3 separate regions of the Homo sapiens genome follow, and all the other regions are linked to region 1. Evidence: read pairs that join two places in POLR2A ChIA-PET (ENCODE). Cell type or tissue: CD4-positive, alpha-beta T cell. All regions are shown on one strand.

Region 1 (8,000 bases):
GCTGGTCTCAAACTCCTGGGCTCAGGTGATCCTCGTGGCTCAGCCTCCCAAAGTGCTGGGATTACATGTGTGAGCCACCGTGCCTGGCCTAATGCATTCACAAAGGTTTGTTATAGAAAAAGGAAGAAAGCTTTATGCGCAGAGCATCTGAACCTCATTCTCTGCGGCTCTTCAGTATTTCCTGCCCCACATTGTCCATGTCTCTATTTTCATGGAGTTTGACCTTTACTTTTGTAAATTTTTTTTTTTTGAGACGGAGTCACCCAGGCTGGAGTGCAGTAGCGCAATCTTGGCTCACTGCAACCTCTGCCTCCCGGGTTCAAGCACTTCTCTGCCTCAGCCTCCCAAGTAACTGGGATTACAGGTACCTGCCACCACGCCTGGCTAATTTCTTTTGTATTTTTAGTAGAGATGGGGTTTCACCATCTTGGCCAGGCTGGTTTTGAACTCCTGACCTCGTGATCCACCCGCCTCGGCCTCCCAAAGTGCTGAGATTACTGGCGTGAGCCACCACGCCCAGTCGTAAAATTGTTTTTTATTGTTTTTCTTTTCTTTTTTTTTCTTTTTCTTGTACAGACAGGGTCTTGCTACGTTGCCCAGGCTGCTCTTGAACTCCGAGCCTCAAGTGATCCACTTGCCTCGGCCTCCCAGGTGTGAGCCACTGTGCCCAGCCCTATCTCTTTAAAAAACAAAACAAAACGGGCCAGGCATGGTGGCTCACACCTATAATGCCAGCTCTTAGAGAGGCAGAGTCAGGAGGATAGCTTGAGTCCAGGAGTTCAAGACCTGCCTGGGCAATATAGCAAGACCCCCATTCAAAAATAAATAGATGAATAAAATTTTTAAAATAAATAAATAAATACAAAACAAAAAAATTGTAAACACACCTGCAAACCAGGAAAGGTCTATTTCTTGTTCTTGCTCCATGAGCTTCTCAGGCCCTAGGGGGCGCTGCTCACCTCCCCTGCCATCTTGAACGTCACTATGGCCAAGAGAGGAAGACCCTGGAAGATCTCACACTAGCAATTAAATGCCCCAGCCTAGAAGTCACCCCAGGAAAGGAGCCACCTCTCCCTGAGAACAAGTAGGGTGGACACAAATGAAACTGGTGTGCTGCCCTGGCAGAGGCAGGAAGTTGGCCACTGCCCAGCACTCCCCACAGTTCTCAACCTCCTGCCTCAGTGGCCCATGCTGAGGGTCCCCTGGGGGTTTCCCACTCAGGTGTTTTGTGTTCCAGAGGCTGGAAGGACCCTGCTGTGGGGGGTGTCACCATTGGGCTTCCACGGGGTGCGGAATCTCACAGCCTCAGTGGCTTCCGCACCTTTGTCATGGCAGCGATAACAATATGAGTACACAGCTCAAGCTGTGTACAGGAGCCAAGCACCTGTCCCCGTGCTTGGCTTAATGCTCACAAGGACCCCAGGAGGTGGGGTCTCCATTTTATTTCCATTTTACAGGAAAAGAAACTGTGGCACAGCCAGGCAGCAGTGGAGTCAGGGTCAGAATCTGAGTCGTCTCCATCCAGAGTCAGTGCCCTCAGCTGACACTGTTCTTCACAAAATTAGCAAAAATAGGCCGGGTGTGGTGGCTCATGCCTGTAATCCCAGCACTTTGGGAGGCCGAGGCAGGAGGATCACCTGAGGTCAGGAATTCAAGACCAGCCTGGATGACATGGCAAAACCCTGTCAGTACTAAAAATACACAAATTAGCTGGGTGTGGTGGCATGCACCTGTAATCCCAGCTACTTGGGAGGCTGGGGCAGGAGAATCACTTGAACCTGGGAGGCAGAGGTTGCAGTGAGCCGAGATTGTGCCACTGCACTCCAGCCTGGGCAGACTCAGTCTTAAAAAAAAAAAAAAGTCCAGGCCGGGCTCAGTGGCTCACACTTGTAACCCCAGCACTTTGGGAGGCCGGGGCAGGTGGATCACTAGGTCAGGAGTTCAAGATCACCCTGGCCAACATGGTGAAACCCCATCTCTACTAAAGATACAAAAAATTAGCTGGGCATGGTGGTGCGCACCTGTAATCCCAGCTACTTGGGAGGCTGAGGCAGGAGAATTGCTTGTACCCAGGAGGCAGAGGTTGTAGTGAGCCGAGATTGCGCCATTGCACTCCAGCCTGGGCAACAGGGCTGGACTCCGTCTCAAAAAAAAAAAAGATAAAAAAAGAAAGTCCCACAGAGGCCCCGTGTCCAGGCTTTGCTTCTGGGAAAGCTGAGCCTTCCAGGAAAGGAATGCAAAGGGAGACACTATGAGAATAAGAAGGTGAAAATGCTGTTGAGGCTGGGCGCGGTGGCTCACGCCTGTGATCCCAGCACTTTGGGAGGCCAAGGCAGGAGGATTGCTTGAGGCCAAGGGTTTCAGACTACCCTCGCTAACATAGGGAGACCTGGTCTCTTAAAAAAAAAAAAAGCTATTTATTTTGACCAGAGAAATGCAAATCGAAACCACAATGAGATCATGCCGTTCACACCCACTAGGCTGGCAATAAAAACACAAACAAAGAAACTGGAAAATGACGAGTTGGACGTGGAGAAGTTGGAACGCTCCTGTATGGCTGCTGGGCAGGTAAAACAGTTCAGTCGCTTTGGAAGAGAGACTGGTGGCTCTTCAAAAAGTTAAGCATAGAGACAGGGCGTGGTGGCTCACACCTGTAATCCCAGCATTTCAGGAGGCCAGGGCCGGTGGATCACTTGAGCCCAGGAGTTCGAGACCAGCCTGGGCAACATGGTGAAACACCATCTCTACTAAAAATGCAAAAATTAGCAGCTGGGCGCAGTGGCTCACGCCTGTAATCTCAGCACTTTGGGAGGCCGAGGCAGGTGGATCACCTGAGGTCAGGAGTTTGAGACCAGCCTGGTCGACATGGCAAAACGCTGTCACTACTAAAAATACAAAAATTAGCTGGATGTGGTGGCAGGCACCTGTAATCGCAGCTACTTGGGAGGCTGGGGCAGGAGAATCACTTGAACCCGGGAGGCAGAGGTTGCAGAGAGCCGAGATTGTGCCACTGCACTCCAGTCTGGGTGACAAGAGCGAAACTCCATCTCAAAAAAAAAAAAAAATTAGCTGGGCATGGTGGCATATGCCTGTAATCCCAGCTCCTCAGGAGACTGAGGCAGGAGAATCGCTTGAGCCTGGGAGGCAGAGGTTGCAATGAGCAGAGATGGCCCCACTGCACTGGAGCCTGGGCCACAGAGTGAGACTCTGTCTCATAAATAGAAAATAAAAAATTAGCTGCGTGTGGTGTCAGGCACCTGTGGTCCCAGCTACTCAGGAGGCTGAGGTGGGATGACCACCTGAGCTGAAGAGGCTGAGGCTGTAGTGAGCCCTGATTGCGCCAACGCATGCCAGCCTGGGTGACGGAGATGAGAGCCTGTCTCAAAAAACAAACAAATGAAATCATATTTTGCAGCAACATGGATGGAGCTGGAGATCATCATCCTAAGTGAAATGACTCAGCAACCACCACCCCTGTCTTATTCCAGAACATTCTTGTCACCCTAAATGAAGCTCCATCCCCATCAGCCATCACTCCCCATCCCCTTCCCAGCCCCGGCACCCACAAATCCCCTTCCTGTCTCTGTGAATTGGCCTGTCCTGGACATTTCTTTTTTTTTTTTTTTTTTTTTTTGAGACGGAGTCTCGCTCTGTCGCCCGGGCTGGAGTGCAGTGGCGTGATCTCAGCTCACTGCAAGCTCCGCCTCCCGGGTTCACGCCATTCTCCTGCCTCAGCCTCCCAAGTAGCTGGGACTACAGGCGCCCGCCACCACGCCCGGCTGATTTTTTGTATTTTTAGTAGAGACGGGGTTTCACCGTGTTAGCCAGGATGGTCTCGATCTCCTGACCTCGTGATCCACCCACCTTGGCCTCCCAAAGTGCTGGGATTACAGGCATGAGCCACTGTACCCGGCCCTGTCCTGGACATTTCATAGAAATGGGATCACATACAGCATGGCCTTCTGTGTCTGGCACCTCTCACCGAGCGTGACATCCTTAAAGTGCATTCACGCCATGGCCGCAGTCAGAGCCTCGTTCCTGTTCACGGCTGTGTCGTACTTCACCGTGTGGAAGGGCCACGCTGTGTTGATCCGTGTATCTGAGGATGGAACGCTAGAGCTGCCTACACCATGTGGCTGCGGAGAATCGTGCTGCCCTGAACTTGGGTGTGCAAATATCTGAGTCCAAGCTTCGGATTCCTTTTCGTAGATACCTAGGAGTAGAGTTTCTGCATCTTATGGTCATTCTATTTTAGCTTTTTGAGGAACTGCCAAGCTGTAATATACTTTTAGGAGGGGCCAAGCACTGTGGCTCACGCCTGTAATCCCAACACTTCAGGAGGCCAGAGTGGGCAGATCGCCTGAGGTCAGGAGTTTGAGACCAGCCTGATTAACATGGTGAAACCCCATCTCTGCTAAAAATATGAAAATTAGCCAGGCGCAGTGGTGCATGCCTGTAATCCTAGGTCCTCGGGAGGCTGAGGCAGGAGAATCGCTTGAACCCAGGAGGCAGAGGTTGCAGTGAGCCGAGATCGCGCCATTGCACTCCAGCCTGGGTGACAGAGAGAGACTCCATCTCAACAACAACAAAAAAACTTTTAGGAAGAAAAAATAAATCTAGGTTACAAACAAGATGTTCAGCCCTTCGCTAATTATGCCAGCTTTATAAAAATAAATATGGAACTAATAATAAAATCACAAGTTACAAACAGCGGAAAGAACATGTCAAACTATTAAACAGTGTCTGTTTGGGGGCGGGAAGATGACAGGTGCTTTACAGTTTTTGCTTTCAGCTTCTCTTTGTTTCCTGTTTGTCTCTGCCTTGTGTCATACAGAAAAAAATGAGAGCCATTTCTTTTTTTTTTTCTTTTTGAGACAGAGTCTCGCTCTGTCGCCCAGGCTGGAGTGCAGTGGTGCCATCTCGGCTCACTGCAAACTCTGCCTCCCGGGTTCACGCCATTCTCCTGCCTCAGCCTCCCGAGTAGCTGGGACTACAGGCGCCCGCCACGACACTCAGCTAATTTTTTGTATTTTTAGTAGAGACGGGGTTTCACCGTGTTAGCCAGGAGGGTCTCAATCTCCTGACCTTGTGATCCACCTGCCTTGGCCTCCCAAAGTGCTGGGATTACAGGCGTGAGCCACCGCGCCCGGCCGAGAGCCGTTTCTAAAGCGGAGGGAGTGGGGACCAGGGAACCCCAGCCCTTGCTTTGCTGAAGGCGGGCTGGCCTTCTGGGTCTCTTGGTAGTTCCTGGGGAGGCCCTATTCACTCAGAATTATTATTATTATTTGAGACAGAGTCTCACTCTGTCGCCCAGGCTGGAGTGCAATGATGTGATCTCGGCTCACTGCAACCTCCACCTCCCGGGTTCAAGCAATTCTCCTGCCTCAGCCTCCCCAGTAGCTGGGATTACAGGCATCCACTATCACGCCTCACTAATTTTTGTATTTTTAATAGAGACAAGATTTCACCATGTTGGCCAGGCTGGTGTCAAACTCCCGACCTCAGGCGATCCGCCCGCCTCAGCCTCCCACAGTGCTGGGATTACAGGCGTGAGCCACCGCGCCCGGCCATTCACTCAGGATTTTTAACACACAGGCCTCACCACCAAAATCCACTTCCCCTCTTCCCTCAGGACTCCCAGAGTCACCATGCTTTGCAGGTAGGGCTCAAACATCTGCCTGCAGGCCTTAGAATGTGCCTTTGGGGGCTGAGAGACCCCGGGTCCTCTCCAGAGCAGAGGCGTCAGGTTTCTCTGCATGACGGTGTGGGAGCAGGCAGTTCCGAGTGTATGAGCCTGCCAGAGCCACAGAAACAAATGACCCCAAATACAGTGGCTTTAAACAGCAGGAATGAATGCATTGCAGGGGCTCCCGCCTGGGATCCCAGCACTTTGGGTGGCCAAGGCGAGCGGATCACATGGATTACTTGCGGTCAGGAGTTCGAGAGCAGCCTGGCCAACATAGGGAAACCCTGTCTCTACTGAAAAAAAAATACAAAAATTAGTCCGGGTGCAGTGGCTCACGCCTGTAATTCCAGCAATTTGGGAGGCCAAGGTGGGCGGATTCCGAGGTCAGGAGACCGAGACCATCCTGGCTAACACGGTGAAACCCCATCTCTACTAAAAATACAAAAAAAATTAGCCGGGCGCGGTGGCGGGCGCCTGTAGTCCCAGCTACTCGGGAGGCTGAGGCACGGGAATGGCGTGAACCCGGGAGGCGGAGCTTGCAGTGAGTGGAGATCGCGCCACCGCACTCCAGCCTGGGAGACAGAGCGAGACTCCGTCTCAAAAAAAATTGAAAACTTACCGGGTGTGATGGTGCGCGCCTGTAGTCCCAGCTGCAGGCGCTACGTCTCCCTGGGTGGCAGTGGCGAGTGCTGAGTAGGAGCAATGCCCTGCCCTGCTGCAATGGCAGGGAAGGGTGGGGGACTCCCCGGCTGTGACCTCACTCCAGCGGGCATGCTGATTGGCCCACCCGCGGTCTCTGGCCACCTGTTGCCGTCCATCACGGGGCCACCCTCCCCATCCTCCGTCCTGTCCACAAGGCTCAGCAAAGCGGCTGGCGGGTAAGCGAGGCTCGGGGGTAAGGAAGTGAGGCTGGGGGAATCCCGGGCAGAGGTGTGGGCTCCCGGGGTGTGAAGGGGTGTTGCAGAGGACTGTAAGGGTCCCCAATTCCTGGAGCTGCCCCCATGCACACCCAGGGGCCACACACCAGCCTCCCATGCTTCTTGGGCCCCTCCCCCACTGCCACGCAATAGGCCCCTTCCAGGTCTTGGAGCCCCAGGGCTGGGTGGTTTTTCAGCCTAGATACAGGGACACCCTAATCCCAGCAGCCAGAGGCCATGGGGACCCTGAAGAGTACAGCTTTGGGTCTGACTTGAAGCTCCTTGCGACCTCCAGCCAATGGCACTGTCTCTAGCCTCGGTTTCCTCATCTGTCCTATGGGAACAGAGTTAGTGGGACAAGGCAGGGTACTCTGTGTCAGGATCAGAAGACCCCCAACCACAACCGGGACCCTCCTCCCCTGCCCCGGCCTGTCACGACCAGAGCCAGGATGGTTCTGCTGCTGGGGCCTGAGCCTGTAGACTCACAGGGTCACGCAGCAGGATGTGGGTGCCCAGAATGGCAAGTCAGGGTGGCCCAGAGGGAGACCCCATGAGAGCAGAGGCCTGGGAGGGGCTGGGGCACCTGTTAGCCTGTCCCGCTGGCCTCAGGCACCAGATAAAAATAGTCCCTGGTCTCAGAGAACATGAGCTGACTCTGGGGCCAAGAGTTTCGGTTTGGGGTGCGTCTGGGACTCATTGCTGTGTTGTCCTGCAGGGGCTCCCGCCCTCTCTGGGCCAGAGCAGCCTGGGCTACTGTACTGATGGATACTGGACCCCAGTGAGGCTGGGCGGTAGGGAGGGGTCCCAGGGCAGGCATGCGGGGTCAGAGAGATGCCTGGAGTGGGCGCCGGGCCATGCCTGGCATGAGTATGAATTTGCCGAGTGAGGAGGGGTGGGAGGACGGGGCCTGTTAGTTGGTGTCCGCAGAACCTCCAGGTCAGGCCCAGGCCTGTGGCAGAGACTCAGTAAATGCAAGACCTTGTTCCCCACCCCTCCCAGCCTGGCCTGGGACCTGCTGCTGCTCCAGCCATGTCCATGACAACCAGAGCCTGGGAGGAGCTGGATGGCGGCCTGGGCAGCTGCCAGGCCCTGGAGGACCACTCTGCGCTGGCCGAGACCCAGGAGGACAGGGCTTCAGGTACCCTTGTGGCGCTGGCGGGAGGAAGCCCTTCCCTGATGGTCCCCTTGAGCCAGGAGGCCCATCTTCAGAGACTAGAGCTTCTTAGCCTCCCACACTGGACTGGCTTATAGTGTGCTCCCCATGTTCAACCCCTGGCCCTCATTTCTGCCTCAGGGGTCTGTAAGGAGCCCCCAAGGAAGACAGGTGCTGGGCCACACAGATCTAGGTTCGAATCCCACGTTGCCACTGAAATGCTGGGTGTCTTTGGGCAAAGCTG
Region 2 (8,000 bases), 250 kb after region 1:
GTGGTGGCTCACGCCTGTAATCCCAGCACTTTGGGAGGCCGAGTCAGGCGGATCACGAGGTCAGGAATTTGAGACCAGCCTGGACAACATGGTGAAACCCCGTCTCTACTAAAAATACAAAAAATTAGCCTGGTGTGGCGGTGGGCACCTGTAATCCCAGCTACTTGGGAGGCTGAGGCAGGAGAATTGCTTGAACCCGGGAGGCGGAGGTTGCAGTGAGCCAAGATCACGCCACCACACTCCAACCTGGGTGACAGACTGAGACTCCGCCTCAAAAAAGAAGAAAAAAGAAAAACCACAAAAATTAGCCGGGCGTGGTGGCGAGCGCCTGTAACCCCAGCTACTGGGGAGGCTGAGGCAGGATAATCGTTTGAACCTGGGAGGCGGAGGTTGCAGTGAGCCAGGATTGTGCCACTGCACTTCAGCCTGGGTGACAAAGCGAGACTCTGTCTTGGAAAAAAAAAAAAAAGAACAGTGTGTTCTGGGGTCTCACATTTCATTGACTGCTTTGTGAGTCCTTGTTCCCATAACACATTGTTTGATGATTGCTGCTTTGTGGTATGTTTTGAGAACTGCTCACCAAATTCTTCCCAACTTTATTCTTTGTGAAGACTTTTCAGGCTGAGTGCAGTGGCTCACATCTGTAATCCCAGCACTTTGGGAGGCTGAGGTGGGAGGATCACTTGACCCCAGGAGTTCGAGACCAGTCTGGCCAATATAGCGAGACCTCATTACTTGGACATGGTGGTGTGTGCCTGTGGTCCCTGCTACTCAGGAGGCTCGGGTAGGAGGATCACCTGAGCCTGGGAGGTTGCCGCTGCAGTGAGCCATGATCCTACCACTGCACTCCATCCTGGGCGATAGAGTGAGACTCTGTCCCTAAAAAAAAAAAAAAAAAAAGCTGGGCACAGTGGCTCACGCCTGTAATCCCAGCATTTTGGGAGGCCAAGGCGGGCAGATCACCTGAGGTCAGGAGTTCGAGATCAACTTGGCCAACATAGTGAAACTCTGTCTGTATTAAAAATACAAAAAGTACCCAGGCATGGTGGCTTGCACCTGCTGCTTGAGAGGCTGAGGCAGGAGAACCGCTTAAACCTGGGTGGCAGAGGTTGTGGTGATCTGAGATCGCACGACTGGGCTCCAGCTTGGGCAACACAGCGAGACTCCACCTAGAAAAAAAAAAAAAGAGTGGGCGCAGTGGCTCACCCCTGTAATCCCAGCACTTTGGGAGGCTGAGGCAGGCGGATCACCTGAGGTCAGGAGTTTGAGAGCAGCCTGGCAAACATAGTGAAACCTTGTCTCTACTAAAAATACAAAATTAGCCAGGCGTGGTGGCAGGTGCCTGTAATCCCAGCTACTCGGGAGGTTGAGGCAGGAGAATTGCTTGAACCTGGGAGGTGGAGGTTGCAGTGAGCTGAGATCGTGCTGCTGCACTCCAGCCTGGGCAAAAAGAGTAAAATTCTGTCTCAAAAAAAAAAAAAGACTTTCTCAGCTGGTCTGACACATTTATTACTCTTCTAGAATCAGTCACCCACATCCACCCATCTGTCCACCCTACAGATACTCACTGAAATACAGTCCTGGCTACAGGAGGTGCATATGACAGAAAAACATCTCCTTCCTTATGGAACTTATATTCTGTGTTTTGTTTTATTATTTTTTGAGACAGAGTCTCGCTCTGTTGCCCAGGCTGAAGTGCAGTGGCATGATCTTGGCTCGCTGCAAAGCTCTGCCTCCTGGGTTCCCGGCAGTTCTCTTGCCTCAGCCTCCCGAGTGGCTGGGATTACAGGTGTGCACCACCACACCCGGCTAATTTTTGTATTTTTAGAGACGGGGTTTCGCCATTTTGGCCGGGCTGGTCTCAAACTCCTGACCTCAGGCTATCCCCGGCCTCCCAAAGTACTGGGATTACAGGTGTGAGCTACCGTCCCTGGCCTAAGGCGGGAAGATCTTTTGAAGCCAAGAGTTTGGTACCAGTGTGGGCAACATAGTGAGACCTTGACTGTGTGTAAAACAAAACCAAAACAGATAAAAGACACAGGTGCCAGCAAATTCATGTGAAGGGTCAGATAGTAAATATTTTTGGCAGGCCATACTGTCTCAGTTGCAGCTACTTAATTCTGCCGTAGCAGCACAAAAAGCCATAAATCAACAACATGTAACTGAGCAAGAAGAGCTGTGTTCTAATAAAACTTTATTGGCCAGGTGCAGTGGATTACACCTGTAATCCTGGCACTTTCGGAGGCCGAGGCAGGAGTATCACCTCAGGTCAGGAGTTCAAGACCAGCCTGGCCAACATGGTGATACTCCGTCTCTACTAAAAATACAAAAAGTGGCTGGGCGCAGTGGCTCACGCCTGTAATCCCAGCACTTTGGGAGGCCGAGGCAGGTGGATCATGAGGTCAGGAGTTCAAGACCAGCCTGGCCAAGATGGTGAAACCCCATCTCTACTAAATATACAAAAATTAGCCGGGCGTGGTGGCGAGCGCCTGTAATCCCAGCTGCTTGGGAGGCTGAGGCAGGAGAATTGCTTGAACCTGGGCAGCAGAGGTTGCAGCGAGCCGAGATCGCGTCACTGCACTCCAGCCTGGGCGATAGAGTGAGACCGTCTCAAAAAAATAAAAAATAAAAAAATTAGCTGGGCATGGTGGTGAGCACCTGTAATCCCAGCTACGTAGGAGGCTGAGGCAGGAGAATCGCTTGAATCTGGGAGGAGGAGGTTGCAGTGAGCTGAGGTAGTGCCAGTGCAGGCCAGCCTGGTCAACAAGAGTGAAACTCCGTCTCAGAAAAAAAAAAAACTTAATTTACAAAAACAAGTGGTGGGCCAGATTCACTCTAAGGGCCATAGTTTGCCAGCCCTGGGCTAACGGTGCCTGATGATCTTGAGAATCAGTTTGTCAAGTGATAAAGGAATTTACTGAGGAGATTGGTCTTTCTAAGGACATAAAGTTGGGTGATTTTTCTTTTCTTTTTTTTTTTTTTTGAGACGGAGTCTCGCTCTGTCGCCCAGGCTGGAGTGCAGTGGCACAGTGTCAGCTCACTGCAAGCTCCGCTTCCTGGGTTCAAGTGATTCTCCTGCCTCAGCCTCCCGAGTAGCTGGCATGTTTACTTTTATCTGGTTTGAACTGTTTCTTCCTGAAGCCTTATTAGGTTTAACAGTTTTTCTGTGGTCTTGTGCTCTGCAGTAGAGTATCCTGTAGTAAGCGGGATGGTTTGGATGTGTGCTGTCCAATACTAGGCACTCATGTGCCAGTACGGACTACAGATGTGGACAGTGTGACCGAGGAGTTGAATGTTGAATTCAGCTGAATTTGGATATAGATTTAAATAGCCATGTGTGTCTAGTATTGACCCCTTGGACTCTTAGACTTTTTAAAAATTAAATTTTTTTTTTTTTTTTTAGAGACAGGGTCTCACTCTGTCACCCACACTGGAGTTCAGTGGCTCGATCATAGCTCACTGCAGCCTCCAGCTTCTGGGCTCAAACAGTCCTCCCACCTTAGCCTCCCAAGTAGCTGGGACTATAGACATGCACCACTATGCTCGGCTGATTTTTTTCTGTTTAGTAGAGATGGGGTCTGCTGTGTTGCTCAGGCTGGTCTTGAACTTGTGGGTTCAGGTGATCCTCCCAACTTGGCCTCCCAAAGCACTGGGATTACAGGTGTGAGCCACTGCTTTGGCTAAAAAATAATTTTTTTTTTTTTTTTTGAGACGGAGTTTTGCTCTTGTTCCCAGGCTGGAGCGCGATGGTGTGATCTTGGTTCACTGCAACCTCTGCCTCCCAGGTTCAAGCGATTCTCCTGTCTCAGCCTCCTTAGTAGCTGGGATTACAGGCTCCGGCCACTGCACCTGACTACGTTTTGTATTTTTAGGAGAGATGGCGTTTCATCCTATTGGTCAGGCTGGTCTCGAACTCCTGACCTCAGGTGATCCACCCGCCTCGGCCTCCCAAAGTGCTGGGATGACAGACATGAGCCACTGCGCCTGGCTAAAAAATAATTTTAAAAATTAGCCAGGCATGGTGGTGCACGCCCTAGTCCCGGATACTCAGGAGGCTGAGGTGAGAGGATCACTTGAGCCCAGGAAGTCAAGGCTGCAGTGAGCTGTGATCATAGCACTGCACTCCAGCCTGGGTGACAGAGTGAGACCCTGCCTCAAAAAAGAAAATGTTAAACGTCAGGGTCATTCCACTCCGAGGCATTTATCCAGGAGAAGGAGAATCTGTGTCCTCACACAGCCTCGTGCGTGAATGCCCAGAGCAGCATGATTCACAGTAGCTCAAAACCGGAAAACCCGCAGACCAGCCAGTGAGTGCAGAAACAAACCGCGGTTCACAGATTCCATGGAATTTGGCAGTCAAAAGAATTCCTGGCTGGGCGCAGTGGCTCACGCCTGTAATCCCAGCACTTTGGGAGGCCGAGACAGGCAGATCACGAGGTCAGGAGATTGAGACCATCCTGACTAACACGGTGAAACCCCGTCTCTACTAAAAATACAAAAAAATTAGCCGGGCGTGGTGGTGGGCGCCTGTAGTCCCAGCTACTCGGGAGGCTGAGGCAGGAGAATCGCTTGAACTTGGGAGACGGGTTGCAGTGAACCGAGATGGCACCACTGCACTCCAGCCTGGGTGACAGAGCAAGACTCCATCTAAAAAAAAATAATAATTTTTTTTTTGTAGAGATGGGGTCTTTCTATGTTGCCGAGGCTGGTCTCAAACTCCTGGGCTCAAGTGATCCTCCTGCCTTGGCCTCTCGAAGTCCTGGGATTACAGGCATGAGCCACTGCTCCTGGCCTGATTTTATTTTCGACTCAGGGGGTATATATGAAGGTTTGTTATGTGAACCCTGAATATCTGAGACAGGTCTCAGTCAATTTAGAAAGTTTATTTTGCCTGGCCGGGGGCGGTGGCTCACGCCTGTAATCCCAGCACTTCGGGAGGCCGAGGCGGGCGAATCACCTGAGGTCAGGAGTTGGAGACCAGCCTGAACAACATGGAGAAACCCCGTCTCTACTAAAAATGCAGAATTAGCTGGGCGTGGTGATGCATGCCTGTAATCCCAGCTACTCGGGAGGCTGAAGCAGGAGAATTGCTTGCACCCGGGAGGCAGATTTTGTGATTTTGTGGTGAGCTGAGATCATGCCATTGCACTCCAGCCTAGGCAACACTAGTGAAACTCCATCTCAAAAAAAAAAAAAAAAAAGTTTGTTTTGCCAACATTAAGGATGTGTGCCTGTGACACAGCCTCAGGAGGTCCTGACGGTATGTTCCCAGGGTGGGTGGGGCACAGGTTGGTTTTATACATGTTAGGGGACATGAGACATCAATCAATATATGTAAAATGAACATTGGTTCAGTCCAGAAAGGGGGGAAACTCTTAGCTGGGAGGGGCTTCCAGGTCATAGGTAAGAAACAGACCATTGCATTGAGTTTCTGATGAGCCTTTCCAAAGGCAGCAATCAGATACGCATTTATCTCGGTGAGCGGAGGGATGGCTGAGTTCTCTCTGTCCTTTGTCTGCAAGGAATTTCCTTGTGGACAGATTGGGAGGGAGGTATGTAGCTTTTTTATCTTGGTAGCTGTCTTTTTAAGGAATAGAACAGAAGGCTGGTTTGCCCTAAGCGGTTCCAGCTTGATTTTTCCCTTTGGAGTAGTGATTTTGGGGTCCAGAGATTCCTTTTTCTTTTCTTTTCTTTTCTTTCTCTTTTTTTTTTTTTTCTTTGACGGAGTTTCGTTTTTGTTGCCCAGGCTGGAGTGCAATGGCGTGATCTCGGCTCATCACAACCTCCGCCTCCCGGGTTCAAGCGATTCTTCTCCTGCCTCAGCCTCCCGAATAGCTGGGATTACAGGCATGCATCACCACACCCGGCTAATTTTGTATTTTTAGTAGAGACGGGATTTCTCCATGTTGGTTAGGCTGGTCTTGAACTCCCAACCTCATGTGATCACCTGCCTTGGCCTCCCATAGTGCTGGGATTACAGGCGTGAGCCACCGCACCTGGCCTTTTTTGTTTGTTTGAGACGGAGTCTTGCCCTGTCGCCCAGGCTCGAGTGCAGTGATGCAATCTTGGCTCACTGCGACCTCCACCTCCTGGGTTCAAGCAAGTCTCTTGCTTCAGCCTCCCGAGTAGCTGGGATTACAGGTGCACGCCACCATGCCTGGCTAATTTTTGTACTTTTTTAGCAGAGACGGGGTTTCACCATGTTGGCCAGGCTGGTCTTGAACTCCCGACCTTGTGATCTGCCTGCCTCGGCCTCCCAAAGTGCTGGGATTACAGGGGTGAGCCACTGCACCCAGCCTGTGTGCGGCTAAGTTTTAAACTTTTCGTAGAAAAGTAGGCAAGGCGGAGTCTTGCTACATTGCTCAGGCTGATCTTCAGCTCTTGGGCTAAAACGATCCTCCTGCCTTGGCCTCCCAAAGTGGCGTCTTTCTTTTGATGTTGACGTAGCCACTCCAGCTCTCATGGTTTCTGTTTGGATATAAAGGAAAATCTGTTTTTACTCCTCATAGGAGTTCTGGCACTGTGTGTGGGTTTTCCACAGCAAGTGATTCCTCATCTTGTAGATACAAACTGGGCATACTACAATTTTTTTTTCTTTTTTTTTTTTTTTTTTGAGACGGAGTCTCACTCTGTCGCCCAGGCTGGAGTGCCGTGGCGCAATCTCAGCTCACTGCAAGCTCCGCCTCCTGGGTTCACACCATTCTCTTGCCTCAGCCTCCCGAGTAGCTGGGACTACAGGCGCCCACCACCACGCCTGGCTAATTTGTTTTTGGTATCTTTAGTAGAGACGGGGTTTCACCGTGTTAGCCAGGATGGTCTCGATCTCCTGACCTCATGATCCACCCGCCTCGGCCTCCTAAAGTGCTGGGATTACAGGCATGAGCCCCTGTGCCCGGCGGCATCCTACAATTTAACTCAACCCTCACACCCACCATCCAGAGTGAGCACAGACCCCACAGGTGGTCAGCTGAGCCCCGTGCCACCCACGTCAGATGCCTGTTGCAGGGGCGAGTCCCCAGGTGACCCACACTTCTCTCTGACTAAAATCAGGAGTCCCACATCTCCGTCCTTGAGCTTGATAATTAGCCATAACAGCTTACAGAACTTCGAGAAATACAGTTATCAGTTTGCCTGTAATCACAGCGCTTTGGGCAGCTGAACTGGGAGGATCGCTTGAGCCCAGGGGTTTGAGACCAGCCTGGGCAACATAGCGAGACCCCGTCTGTACAAAACATTTAACAGTTAGCTGGGCATTGTGGCTTGTGTGTGTGTTCCCAGCTACCGGGAGGCTGAGGTGGGATCATTGCTTGAGTCCAGGAGGTTGAGGCTGCAGTGAGCTATGATCGTGCCACTGCACTTCAGCCTGGGTGACAGAGTGAGACCACACCTGTAAAAACTAAAAATAAAAATGAAATAAAAATAAATGAAAGATTTAATAAAGGACATCTCTTCCAGGCGTGGGGGCTCACACCTGTAATCCCAGCACTTTGGGAGACGGAGGCGGGCGGATCATCTGACGTCAGGAGTTCGAGGCCACCCTGGCCAACATGGTGAAACCCCATCTCTACTAAAAAAATACACAAATTAGCCAGGCATGGTGGTGCTATGCTTGTAGTCCCAGCTACTCGGGAGGCTGAAGTAGGAGGCTCACTGGAACTCGGGAGGCGGAGGTTGCAGTGAGCCAAGATTGCGCCACTGCACTCCAGCCTGGGCGGCAGAGCGAGACTCCGTCTCAAAACACAAAAACAGCAAGGACATCTTGCAGCCAGATGAAGAGGTTCACATGTCCAGAGGGTATCGGAGCACCTGCACCTGTGTCCTGTGGGCTCGGGACGGCCACCCTCGTGGCACGTGGATAAAGTCACCAGCTTGGAGGTTCAGCCCTGTGGTTTAAGGCTCTTCATGGACGTTGCATTGCGTAGATTACATCACGGAATCATTGGCCCTTTGTGCACCACACAATTCTTTCGGTCTTTAACCTGTTTTCTTTTCTTTTTGAG
Region 3 (8,000 bases), 300 kb before region 1:
GGGATTCCACGGACCCCCAAGAGACTCTGCGTCCCATGATCCTCTGCCCTGCTGAGGTCCCAGGAGGCTGCACACATTGCAATCCACACCTTGAATGGGGGAGGGAGAGAGGAGGTGAGTCCCAGGAGCTGGGATCCCTCTGGTTTACACACCGTCTGCCCCATCGGGAGCTTATTCTGATGCCTACTGTGAGCAGAAATTGCATTCAACTGTTTTCCCAAATAATTTTTTTTTTTTTTTTTTTGAAACAGTCTCCTTCTGTCGCCCAGGCTGGAGTGCAATGGTACGATCTCGGCTCACTGCAACATCCGCCTCCCAGGTTCAGGCAGTTCTCCTGCCTCAGCCTCCTGAGTACCTGGGATTACAGGCACCCACCACCACGCCTGGCTAATTTTTGTATTTTTAGTAGAGACGGGGTCTACCCATGTTGGTCAGGCTGGTCTCGAACTCCTGACATCAAGTGATCCACCCACCTCGGCCTCCCAAAGTGCTGGGATGACAGGCGTGAGCCACCGCGCCCAGCTTTTTTCCAAATAATGAATTCAGGGTCCCCCCAGGCCCTGTGGACATCGGGGCTGGATCCTTCTCTGGAGCAGGGCCGTCCTGGGCACCGCAGCGTCCGCCTACCCCATGCCAGGAGCACCCCCAAGTCTGGATAACCACAATGTCCCCAGCCACCGCCCAGGGTCCCCTGGGAGCAGGGCCACTCCCAGGTGAGAATCACTGCCTCAAGGGAAGGGCTGGGTGGGACACAGAAATAAGATGTGGAGGTAAGGGGTCCTGCTTGGGCCCCCTAAAGCAGGTCGGACCTCCTCTCCTGAGAATCGACCCTGGGGGCCGGTGGGAGACAGACCTGGGGGATGGGGTGATGTGGGGTCTGAGGCGGTCCCTTCCTTCCTGCCACGGCCAGGCCCTCAGCACACTAGGGGCGCGAGGGACAGGCTGGGTTTGTACTGTAGTCCCCTTTGTCATTCACGGAGTCCGTATTTGCGAATTCGCCGGCTTGGTGTGTATTTGTGAACCCCAAATCAATGCCTGGGGTACTTTCCCTCTTATCCTTGGACACGCAGAGAGAGACAAGAAATTAGAGTCATGGACGTGCGTTCCCTGAGCCCAGGCCACGCTCCGCCTCCCCGTTTCCCCTCCTAGGTGGACCACGCCCTCATTACTGTCTAGCGAGAGCCTCGGGGTTTGCGTTTTTGTGCTCTTTTTGGTGATTTTGCTGTTTGCAGTGGCCCCAGGCATCGTGCTGAGGCCCCTTCTCGTGTCCCTCAGGGCCTCGTGGAGGAACTGGTAGGTGAGAAAAGCTTTGCTCAGGCAGGACTGAGAGAGCAGCTGCCCTATTCAACACTCACATCATCGATAGGCATTCAAGAAGACACCTTTGAGCCAGGCACGGTGGCTCACGCCTGTAATCCCAGCACTTTGGGAGGCTGAGGCAGGCGGATCACGAGGTCAAGAGATCGAGACCAGTCTGACCAACATGGAGAAACCCTGTCTCTACTAAAAATGCAAAATTAGCTGGGCATGGCGGTGCATGCCTGTAATCCCAGCTACTCGGGAGGCTGAGGCAGGAGAATCGCTTGAACCCAGGAGGCGGAGGTTGCAGTGAGCCGACATCCACCATTGTACTCCAGCCTGGGCAACAAGAGCCAAACTCCATCTTGAGAGAAAAAAAAATTAGCCGGACATGGTGGTGGGTGCCTGTAATCCCAGCTACTCTGGAGGCCAAGGCAGTAGAATCACTTGAGCCCAGGAGACTGAGGCTGCAGTGAGCTGAGATTGCACCATTGCACTCCAGCCTGGGCAACAGAGCGAGACCCTGTCTCCAAAAAAAAAAAAAAAAAGACACACAGAACAGGTCATGTATTGATCAGATAAAGGAAAGTTTCCTGAAACTCAAAGGAAACTACCCCTACAAAAATGTTCTCTAGGAGTAATGATTTGTGTTCGCAAACTCAGTTTTTGTGGTGACTTCACAGAACAGAACTACCACAAATAATGAGAATCTAATCAACTGTGGATATATATGTATATGTATATATATGTGTGTGTGTGTATATATATATATTCTTTGTGACTATGAAAGGAATATAACTGGCTGGGCGCGATGGCTCACGCTTATAATCCCAGCACTTTGGGGGGGCCAAGGTGGGTGGATCACATGAGGTCAGGAGTTTGAGACCAGCCTGGCCATGTTGGTGAAACCCCGTCTCTACTGAAAATACAAAAATTAGCCAAGAGTGGTGGTGCATGCCTGTAATGCCAGCTACTTGGGAGTCTGAGGCAGGAGAATTGCTTGAGCCCAGGAGGCAGAGGTTGCAGTGAGCAGAGATCGCGCCATTGCACTCCATCCTGGGTGACAAAATGACACCTGTCCCAAAAAAAATAATAAATAAATAAAAAGGAAAGAGAGAGAAGAAAGAAAGAAAAAAGAAAGAAAGAGAAGGAAAGGAAGGAAGAAAGAAAAGAGAAAGAAAGAAAGAAGAGGAAAGAAAGTTATATAACTTCATTTTACAGAATCTGAGAATCACATAAGGAGAGGAAAATCATCCACAATCCCAGCACTTTATCCTTTCCCCAGACATCTACACACACTCTCTTATTTTTAAAAATTGAGGTTCTACAACATGGTTTGATCATCTGCCTTTAAACCCATTTTTGCTGGCCGGGTGCAGTGGCACACACCTGTCATCCAGCACTTTAGGAGGCCAAGGTGGGAGGATCGCTTGGGCCCAGGAGTTTGAGACCAGCCTGGGCAACATGGCAAAACCCCATCTCTACAGGAATAAAAATTAGCTGGGTGTGGTGGCATGTGGCTGTAGTCTCAGCTACTCAGGAGGCTGAGGAGGGAGGATCGCTTGAGCCCAGGAGGTTGAGGCTGCAGTGAGCTGTGATCACGCCATTGCACTCCAGCCTGGGTAACAGACCCTATCTCAAAAAAAAAACAAAAACAAAAACAAAAAAACACGGTGCCCATCTGTGGCAAGGATGATGAAAATAATACAGTGTGCACATGAAAAGCAGTATTTCCAGCCACCTAAAAGTAAGCCTGAGAGGCCGGGCGCGGTGGCTCACGCCTGTAATCCCAGCACTTTCGGAGGCCGAGGTGGGCGGATCACGAGGTCAGGAGATCAAGGCCATCCTGGCTAACACGGTGAAACCCCCTCTCTACTAAAAACACAAAAAATTACCCAGGCCTGGTGGCCCGTGCCTGTAGTCCCAGCTACTTGAGAGGCTGAGGCAGGAGAGTCGCTTGTACCCAGGAGGCAGAGGTTGCAGTGAGCCGAGATCGCACTACTGCAGTCCAGCCTGGGCGACAGAGTGAGACTCTGTCTCAAAGAGAAAAAAAGTAAGCCTGAGAGAGAAATGCACCGAGTCACCCCATCAGAATAAGGAGCTGTGGTTCCCTGGTCAAGGACCATGGCCTGGGGCAGGGTCAAAGTCCTGTGGGTTCTGAGGCTGACCCGGGGCTGCAGGTGAGGTGGCCCCAGCATCCTCGGTCACTGTCCTGATTTTATGGATCAGGAGCTGAGGTCACACCGGGCTGGCCTGGGCACATCGCACTTTGACTCAGAGTTTGTGATGGGTCAGAAGTCTAACTTCCCGTCTTTCTCTATCACGGTCCTGAAACGGTGCTACAACTCCATTCGCTGACCCGGCCAGGCGGAGCCTCTGAGTCTTTTGTGAGTGCAGGTGCCTTTGGGCAGGAGGAGGAAAAGTCCTGCAGCCCCTCGTTTCTTGAGTCTGTGCATGTTTACTAGCAGGACCTTGCTTCAGATGCAGGGCTGGGTGGAGGCGCTCGCTCCTGCGTGCATGTGTGCGTGCACGTGTGTGTGTGTCTGTGTGTGTGCACATGTGTGTGTCTGTGTGCACATGTGTGTCTGTGCGTGTATGTGCACCTCTGTGTGTGCACGTGTCTGTGTGTGCAAATGTGTGTGCACGTGTGTGTGCACATGTGCGTCTGTGTGTGCATGTGTGTCTGTGTGTGCATGCAAATGTGTGTGCACGTGTCTTGTGTGTACGTGTGTGCGCGTGTCTTTGTGTGCATGTGCGTGAGTGTGCAGTACACGTGTGTACGTGTGTGCGTGTGTCTGAGTATTCCTGTGTGCACGTGTGTGCGTGTGTCTGTGTGCGTGCATATGTGTGTGAGTGTGCGTGTGTCTGTGTGTGCGTGTGTGTGTGTAGAGGTGGGAGGGGAGGCAGCCCCCCTGGATGTCTCTAGGTCACTAAGAGGTTAGGGATCTCACACGGAGTGATTCTGCCCCCCAGGGGACCCGGGGCAGTGTCTGGGGACATTTGTGGCCAACACATCTGGGGGGTGCTCCTGGCACGGAGCAGGTGGATGCCAGGGACGCAGCTCACCACCCTGCAGAGCCCAGGATGCTCCCGCCCCGGAGAACAATCCGGCGCTGGTGTCCGTATTGCTGGGTGGGAGGAGAGACCCTGGCTTAGGAGAAGGTGACCTCAGTCACCGCCTTCCTGCAGCTGAGACCCGGGAGCCTCTGGGAAAGCCGGGACTCGGCCTCCCCAGCTGGGCTGCAAGGTGAGGAGGCTTCCCGCCGACCTCAGCTTCCTTGGCCTCCAATGCAGCCCCGGGGCGCAGGGCTGCTGAGAAAGTGTCGTGTGTGGGTGGCCCGGACTCCAGCCCAGGAGCAGCAGCCATGTGGCTCTTCTTTGTGTCGGTGGAAAAAAACCCATTGGTTTGTGGAAATAGCAAATGTTTGTGACGGAAGAGGGGCCTGGCCGGCTTCAGAGACCACAGGGGCCCTTCAGGGCAGGAGGGAAACAGCCTTGGCCACGTGAACCCGGCCCAGCCCGGCCTCGAGCAGCTCAGGAAGCTGGGCCTGGGTTGGGCCCGGTGCAGGGGCGTCTGCTGACCTCGCCGGGCAAGCCCACTGCAGGGTGAGCCCCGCTAGGCAGGACGGGGCCTCCCCTAGAGCTGACAGTGGTGCAGCTCCTGGCTTCTCCAAGTGGGGCTGCCGGCTCAGCAGCAGAGCAGTGGTGGCCTAACCGGGAGACACAGAACCTGGCATCTGGGTTCATTGTGCGCAAGTCCCGGCCCCATGACCTCGGCCGGTGTAGACGCTCCGCAAGGCAGGGGCCTTTGCCTGCCTCGGGCCTCCTTGTCCACGAAATAGGAGGCTGCCGCGAAGCTGGAGGGGGCAGATCGCTGCCTGGATCTCCCTCCAGACCTTAGTGGGAGTCAGGAAAGACCACGGAAGGTGGTCCCCGTGGGCCCCCCTCGCGATCCGTGCACTGTGCATTGGAGACGGCCGTGGGCCCCCCCTCGCGATCCGTGCACTGTGCATTGGAGACGGATACGGGGCCTGGCCCTGTGCAGGGTCCGGCTTGGAACAGAGGATTCCGTTCCATGGAAAACCGCAGCTCCAAAGGCCCCAACCGCCCCGACCCCCGGAGACCAATCACCGGGGCCTGGAGACGTTCTTTCCTTCCTATTGACCTCCTGGCCCTGGGCGGCTCACATGAGACCCCCGGCCTTCCTGCCCCCCGTATACCTGTCACTTCCTCCATTCGGGGTTAATTGGTTTGTCCCCAGTTTCCACTTTCCACCTCTCCCTTTGCCCGGCACGTGGCTTACATAAAAGTAGAAATCAGAGATGGAAAAACACCGAAGTATTCCATGGGAAGGCGCCGTGCCTGGGTATTTTGTTTTTCTTGCACTGGTGTGTCTGATGGACTGGACTTTGACTGTGGGGTTGGGGCTTCCTTGTTCTGAAATGGAATAACACAAGTTTCTGGAAGATAATTTGCCCTGTTGTCCAGCAAGAGAAGCATCCAGGTCTTCTCCGCACGGATCGGTGGTAAAGAATAAAGTGGATTCTGCCCCCGTTTTCTCCGGAGGGCACGGCCCTTTCGAATTCCCATGCCTCATTTTTGGGGACAGCAACGTCGTTCTCCGATAAAAGCTGGAGGTAGCTCTGTGAGTTCCTTGTAAGTAAAAAATATGTAACCATGCTTTTCTCTTTCTCTCTCCTTTTTTAAACAGGGTGTACAGCAAGCTGTGATTCCTGGGAAAACTAAAAAAGGTATGTGGCATTTTCTCTTACTTCATGAGGTTGGAATCTCTTGTTTTTTAGAAAAAGGAACAAACAAGCCCCAGTCTTTTATGTGTGCCTGACACTTTGGGAGGTTGAGTCATCCCATAAAAGGGCTCCGGGCTCAGAGCCAGGAAACCTGAGTTCAAATCCCAGATCCCCTTTTACCAGCTCTGCCCCGTTTGGGTGGGTTCGCGTCAACTGTCTGCAGTGGAGATGACGTTCTCCGTTTTGCAGGAAGGTTGCAAAGATTAAACAAGCATATAGATACAAAAATATAAAAATAGCCAGGTGCAGTGGCTCACGCCTGTAATCCCAGCACTTTGGGAGGCTGAGGCAGGTGGGTCACCTGAGGTCAGGTGTTTGAGACCAGGCTGACCAACACAGCGAAACCCCGTCTCTACCAAAAGTACAAAAATTAGCAGGGCATGGTGGCAGGTGCCTGTAATCCCAGCTACTCTGGAAGCTGAGGCAGGAGAATCGCTTGAACCTGGGAGATGGAGGTTGCAGTGAGCTAAGATCATGCCACCGTACACCAGCCTGGGCAACAGAGTGAGACTCTGTCTCAAAAAAAAAAAAATATATATATATATATAGCATATATATTTTATACACACATATACCTATATATATGTATACACAGTGGCGTGCGCCTGTAGTCCCAGCTACTCAGGAGGCTGAGGCAAGAGGATTGCTTGAACCCAGGAGTTCGGGGTTGCAGTGAGCTATGATTGCACCACTGTACTCCAGCCTAGGTGACAGAGTGAGACCCGGTCTCTTAAAAAATATACCCAGTGTGGTGGCACGTGCCTGTCATCCTAGCATTTTGGGAGGCTGAGGCAGAAGGATCACTTGAGCCCAGGAGGTGGAGGCTACTGTGAGCTGTGATTGTGATTGCACCATGGGACTCCACGCTGGGCAACAGAGTGAGACCAGGTCTCTAAAGAAAAGAAAAAAATATATATATTATATATTATATATAATATATTATAGTTCACTGCTATAATATACTATTATATCATAGCTCACTGCAATCTTGAACTCCTGGGTTCAAGCAATCCCTTTGCCTCAGCCTCCTGAGTAGCTGGGACTATAGGTGCACGCCACTGTGTATACATATATACATATAATATATACATATGTGTAATATATATTACATATAATATATACATATGTGTAATATATATTACATATAATATATTACATACAATATATTACATGCAATATGCACATGTATGTAATATTACATAGAATATGTACATGTATGCAATGTTACATATAATATGTACATGTATGCAATATTACATATAATATGTACATGTATGTGATATATTACACATGATACGTACATGTGTGTGATATAACATTACATGCAATATGTGCATATATGTAATATATTGCATGTAATATGTACATATATGTAATATATTATATGTAATGTGCACATGTGTGTAATATAACATATTACATGTAACGTGTGCATGTATGTAATATAACATATTACATGTAACGTGTGCATGTATGTAGTATGATATATTGCATGTAATATGTGCGTGTATGTGATATGATTTATTACATGTGATATTACATATATGTAATGTGATGTTACATGTAATGTGTACATATATGTAATGAGATGTACATATAAAATATAATATATAGTATATAATATATAACATAATATATTGCATATAATATATAACATATATATTGCATATAAAATGTATATTACATATATATATGTATATATATATATGCTCAGCACCATGCTGGCATGTCAGTATCTAAGAGATGTGAGCTGAACCTGAAACCATCGCTGATCTGTTTCATTCGCGTTTTTCTAGGAATTTGTCCATTTCGTGTAGATTACCTAATTGGATGTCACACACTGGTTCATAATGCTACCGTGTTCTCTGATAATGCCTTTTATTTCCATACAGT

What was found. Peaks named below come from ENCODE experiments on the same cell type or tissue, not always from the same donor. Only the 100,000 strongest peaks of a DNase experiment are listed, where the experiment ranks them.
Region 2: POLR2A ChIA-PET joins it to region 1 with 5 read pairs; 3 of 35 experiments call an interaction of 5 or more read pairs at or near these places.
Region 3: POLR2A ChIA-PET joins it to region 1 with 8 read pairs; 2 of 35 experiments call an interaction of 5 or more read pairs at or near these places.

What each region holds. Positions count from the first base shown.
Region 1 is chr19:2,254,947-2,262,946 of GRCh38, reverse strand. JSRP1 (junctional sarcoplasmic reticulum protein 1) reads left to right here and starts at 6,530. Exons shown (of 7, transcript NM_144616.4): 1 at 6,530-6,564; 2 at 7,603-7,741. The coding sequence starts at 7,633. RefSeq lists enhancers at 2,323-2,462, 6,776-6,855. In CD4-positive, alpha-beta T cell, a CTCF peak has its summit at 886; DNase peaks (open chromatin) are centred at 966, 2,466, 4,786 and 6,461; H3K4me3 peaks cover 438 bases; H3K27ac peaks cover 1,284 bases.
Region 2 is chr19:2,001,490-2,009,489 of GRCh38, reverse strand. The region is part of intron 1 of BTBD2 (BTB domain containing 2); the gene reads left to right. Among named protein-coding and RNA genes, the nearest start is that of BTBD2, 10 kb to the left of the region's middle. In CD4-positive, alpha-beta T cell, no CTCF peak of the experiment used is centred here; no DNase peak of the experiment used is centred here.
Region 3 is chr19:2,553,199-2,561,198 of GRCh38, reverse strand. GNG7 (G protein subunit gamma 7) reads left to right here. Exons shown (of 5, transcript NM_052847.3): 3 at 6,011-6,050. Among named protein-coding and RNA genes, the nearest start is that of MIR7850, 74 kb to the left of the region's middle. RefSeq lists enhancers at 983-1,483, 3,913-4,526. In CD4-positive, alpha-beta T cell, no CTCF peak of the experiment used is centred here; no DNase peak of the experiment used is centred here; H3K4me3 peaks cover 244 bases; H3K27ac peaks cover 23 bases.